Linked DNA regions of Homo sapiens: region 1 is linked to region 2. A link is an interaction called in ENCODE POLR2A ChIA-PET data of the cell type or tissue named here. Cell type or tissue: GM12878. All regions are shown on one strand.

The links. Peaks named below come from ENCODE experiments on the same cell type or tissue, not always from the same donor. Only the 100,000 strongest peaks of a DNase experiment are listed, where the experiment ranks them.
Region 1: POLR2A ChIA-PET joins it to region 2 with 8 read pairs; 1 of 35 experiments calls an interaction of 5 or more read pairs at or near these places.

The regions. Positions count from the first base shown.
Region 1 is chr21:42,186,937-42,189,436 of GRCh38, forward strand. No RefSeq gene overlaps it. Among named protein-coding and RNA genes, the nearest start is that of ABCG1, 31 kb to the right of the region's middle. RefSeq lists enhancers at 1,161-1,400, 1,541-1,700. In GM12878, no CTCF peak of the experiment used is centred here; a DNase peak (open chromatin) is centred at 1,475; H3K4me3 peaks cover 322 bases; H3K27ac peaks cover 1,508 bases.
Region 2 is chr21:42,526,448-42,528,947 of GRCh38, forward strand. The region is part of intron 3 of SLC37A1 (solute carrier family 37 member 1); the gene reads left to right. It overlaps LOC107987299 (a long non-coding RNA gene), which reads right to left. Exons shown (of 2, transcript XR_007067878.1): 2 at 1-2,378. Among named protein-coding and RNA genes, the nearest start is that of SLC37A1, 14 kb to the left of the region's middle. In GM12878, no CTCF peak of the experiment used is centred here; a DNase peak (open chromatin) is centred at 1,474; H3K4me3 peaks cover 1,274 bases; H3K27ac peaks cover 2,331 bases.

The DNA of each region.
Region 1 (2,500 bases), 340 kb before region 2:
CCCCAAACTCTTCCAGCCTCCACTCATCACCAAGCTCCAAAGCTGCATCCATATTTGTGGTTCTTGGTTACAGCAGCATCCCACTCCTCAGGGCCACTTTCTGTCTCAGTCAGCTTAGGCCGCCATGGGGACTGGGTGGCTCAAAAGCAACAGGCTCCCAGTTCCAGAGCCTGGGAAGTGTGAGATCAGGGTGGTGGCAGGGTCAGGGTCTGGTGGGGGCCCTCTTCGTGACTGGCCAACAGAAGACTTCTTGCTGTGTCTCCCATGGTTAGGGTTGAGAGAGCATGAACATGCTGGTGTCTCTCTCTTTGTATAGGGCACCAATCCAAACATGAGAGCCCCACCCTCGTGACCTTATCTCCTCCCCAATGCAGCACCTCCAAATACCACCACATTGGAAATCAGGGGTTCAGCACGTGGATTTTGGGAGTCCATAGCAGAAATACACCCAATTTTTAAGTATCTGATACGTGCATTGGGAGTGAAAAAGGCTAGAAGCATTGTTTCATATATCTTTATTTTGTTATAATTTATCCTATTTTTTCGAAAGAGATCTTCCGCTTCTTTTTGTTTTCTGAATAATTTGGTCCTAAAGTCATGAGGTGGGCTGAGCAGGATAGGGTTCTATTCTGGCATGGACAGGGCAGTACCCTGAGTCAGAGGAGGTGCAGGAGTTTGAGCAGGGTGAGGGTCGTGCTCATGGAGGGGAGGCCTGGTGTAGAGGTGAGAGCTGGGGGAGATTGGGAGGCATCCTTTGGTGGGGGCAGCTGACTCAGATTGTATGTACCCCAGCAGGGGCAGGTGGGTACCCCACAGGGGGGCTGAACGCTGCAGCTCATGTCTATTCCTTATGTCTTTCAGGGTTCACCCAGGGCCCGAAAGCTTGTGTCTGGACCATTGAGAAAGACAACTGGACCGTTCTATGTGGATACGAACATGCAGGAGGAAGTCCATGCTTCCTAGCACAGGCCCTAGAATCAGAGTAAACGAGGTCAGAAGTCAGCTGCCCCACTGGCTGTGTGCCCTAGACAAGCCAGGGGCTCCTCTGTGCCTCAGTTACCTCACCTGGAAAATGGGAATCACTTTGGAGGGACCAACTTGTCCTGGTTTTAGCACTGAAATTCCCACTTTCCAGGAACTCCTCTCCCCTCCTTCCCAGTCCTGGCAAAGCCACCCTAAATAATCCCCACAGTGCTAGGCTGCGCTGAGAGTAAAGTGCTGAGCGCGGGGCAGTCACTTGGTAACAGGTAGTTACTGCTTTCATAATAATGGAAGCAGTTTACAGACATCTGCTTGGGAGAAAGTATGAAACTGTCCACCACCCACAGTCTGGAACTGCTAGGCTTTTAGTTTGTGGAGGCCTCGCCGACTGTCTCCTTCTCTTCTGCAGTTAGAGAAGGGCTGCAGGAGTGTTAGCAACAACTCAGCCAGAAAGAGAAACCAGTGTATTTCCTGTGATCAAGTCACACAGCCTAGGCTGCAACAGCGAGACAGCCAGTAGTTAAGAAGTTGGCTCTAAGACTGAGCAACCAGGAAGAGCTTTGGCTGTGGGCTAAGATGGAAACCACGAGCGGAAGTCAGACATAGCCCAGGGAGAAGGGGGCTGGGCAAGGCATTTACTCATTTAGAAATCTATCATCTCTCTCTCTCTGCCTACCTATCTATGTATCTATCATCTATCTATCTCTTTATCTATCTGTTCATCATTGATTCATTCCTTCCTTCATTCAAAAAGATGTCCTACATATGGTTGCTTCATATTGGTTGAGCTCAGTTATGTTGCTAAAAAGATTTTTTTTTCAATTTAAGAGGCATGGACATTTTGCAGTGGATTTCAGTGGAAAGTTGATGTTTGTGGGTTCAGAAGTCAGTCCTTCCCACACGAGCTCCAGGCCCAACACTTGCATCTGCTGGGAAGCAGGTTGCAAGCCCTGTGAATGCTTCCGGGACAACAGTTCCCTGTCTCAGCCTCTGATATGAGCTGTGCCATGGTGCACACTCTTGCAATGGGGTGGCACGAATATCGCAGTCAGCCAAGATCCTCTGCTATCCTAGAATTCCCAGGAAACTCCCCTTGAGAGCTTTAATCATTTGTTTGCCCTTCAATAACTGCTTATGGAGAAGTTCCCAGACTCACTGACACCTATCATTTTAGGGGACAGTTATGAATGAAAAACACTTTAAATTGACAATGATTGGGCTGGGCGCAGTGGCTCACGCCTGTAATCCCAGTACTTTGGGAGGCTGAGGCGGGCGGATCACCTGAGGTTAGAAGTTCGAGACCAGCCTAGCCAATATGGCGGAACCCCATCTCTGCTAAAAATACAAAAAATCAGCCAGGCGTGGCAGCGCACACCTGCAGTTCCAGCCACTTGGGAGTCTGAGGCAGGAGAATTGCTTGAACCCAGTAGGTGGAGGTTGCAGTGAGCTGAGATTGTGCCACTGCACTCCAGTCTGGGTGACAGGAGTGAAACTCCATCTCAAAAAAAAAAAGAAAAGA
Region 2 (2,500 bases):
GTCTCTATCGTAGAAGAACGAGGAAATCATCCACTGCCAGAGACAGTGCATTCACAGCCCAGTGGCCCCTCGCTCACTCTCCGGGAGTTGGCAGGGACCCAGCTCCAGGACTGCAATTCTGTGACCTTTGGAGCTGTGCTTCCTCCACTCCTGCCGGTGGCTGAGCCCTGGGTGGCTGCCCTCTGCAGCCCTGGTCGGCAGAGGCAATGCAGAGGCTGGCTGTTTTGTGACGGTCCTAGGTTCCCCACTCTCCAGCAGCTTTCAGGGGATGTTAAACATTCATTTACCCAAAAGATTCTAAAATTCCCCCTTGGCCCCTGATAAGCAAGAAACTTCCATGCCTCTCAAGTTGTTGACTGTGGAAAACGTTTGCAGACCTTTGAAAATGTGGTTTTTAAGAGAGAAGAATATGAAAAGAGGTGGTGGGCCTTAAACACTCATCCGCTTGACAAGAAACTCTCAAATCAGTACCAGTAACCAGTCATTATAAATCTGAATACTACTACTTCTTGTCTTTCTGGTTAGAGAAATATACAAACAGCTCAAGAAAATGGTAAATTATAAAGATGGAAGTGACTATTGAAGAGACTTGGTGAGCGTGTTGGAGTTGAAGGATCTGGTGTAGTTGGGGAGCTTGTGTGGGGTTTCAGGATTGACCTAGAAAGGTTGGGTGTGGATTGTAGGGGAAGAAAAACAGCTTTACAGGTGGGAGAACTGCCTTGAGTGCTACGTGCAGGGATGGGCATCTCCATGAAGGCACCACCTGTTGGGCTGGGGGGCTGTTGGGGCAGATGTAGCGTGTAAGGTGGGCTGGCCTTTGGGGGAATCTTTGTCAGGCCACAGCTGTTGGGGTCCACCTGATGACTATGAGGGCCCCTGTGAGCCAGGAGCAAGTGGGAGCCCTGTCCCGGTCCCTCTCCCGGCTTTCCTGGTGGTCCATCTCAAAGCCCCCGCCCCTGACTCTCGTGTGTAGTGGTGTCCAGGCCACTCAAGACTTAGGGCTTCTGAGGAGGCGGCGTCAGGGTCAGCTCTTAGTTCAGTGTCATAAGTAACAATATAAATAACTGCCGCTTACAGAGCCCTGGGGTATGACAAACTGCCACATACATTACCCCTGTGATCCTCACAGCAACCCTGCGAGTGCCCCTGTGAGGAAATTGAGGCTCGGGTCTTCGTTCCCCAGGCAGGGCTGCCACACACTCGAGAATTCCCTGTGGGTCAGGCTGCCTCCAGGGCCCCTACTCATCCTCTCTGTGCCTCAGGGTTTGTCCGGGTTTAATTACCTGAGTACAGTCCCAGCATCACCCTCAGAGCCTCCTAAACGCACAGATTTCCTGACCTAGCAGCTGCGATGTGCCTGGGCATGGATTGGCTTGACGCTGAATCCTGTGGGTTTCTTTACCTTTCAAGATAGATCAGAACATCACACCACATCAAAACTAAACTTTATAGTGCCTTCTGAAGCGCCCGTGTGCTTGAGCTCATGATATAAATGGCATCAACGAAACTGAAAGTAGTAGTGATTCTGTTGACCCACAAAACAGTTGAGTGATTATTTATAGCCTGCATTTCCCAGAATATTGTAAGCAAAACCAAAGCAAAATGTATTTGCTTACTTGAAATTGAACCAGAGGCTGTGAATTAGAAAGTGAGTCTTATTCTGTTATGTCATTTATAGAATGACACGGCACACCAGGTCACATTTAAGTTAGTTAAATGGAATGTTTAGACTTACCTTTGATCACTGCTGATTAATTGTATTTTTCTCGATGATGATGATAAAACCAGGGCTGGGAGGATAGTGGTGTTATAAGTGCAACCCTGTCCCTTCTATCTGCTGCTCCAGCTGTGGCCTAGCCTCAGGACTCAAGGCAAGCGTCTGCCCAAGCTGGTAGACAGGTGAGTCTGACTCCCAGCAGAGATCTTAGTGCGAGCTCTTTTCACCTGGACTGGGCCAGAAAAGAAACCTGAAAGCAGAGGCTTCCCGGAGAAGCTTAAACTGCAGGGGTCCCTGGAGCCAGGGGGATGGCAGCATTGATTTGAATGTGAGTGTGCCCACCCCTCTCTGGACACACAGGACTTAAAAGGAGAAAACTGGCTAGGCGCAGTGGCTCACGCCTGTAATCCCAGCACTTTGGGAGGCCGAGGTGGGCGGATCACCTGAGGTCAGGAGTTCAAGACCAAACTGGCCAACATAGTGAAACCCTATCTATACTAAAAATACAAAAAAAATTAACCAGGCATGGTGACAGGCGCCTGTAATCCCAGCTACTGGGGAGGCTGAGGCAGGAGAATAGCTTGAATCCGGGAGGCGAAGTTTGCAGTGAGCCGAGAGCGCACCATTGCCCTCCAGCCTGGGCGACAAAGTGAAACTCCATCTAAAAAAAAATGAAATAAAATAATCCTCAGTGGCAGACAGAAAACAAAGTCTGAAAAGCTGGAAGTATGTACTATGGGTGGGAAACTTGTTATTTGGAAAGTTCCAATTCTCCCAGTGTTA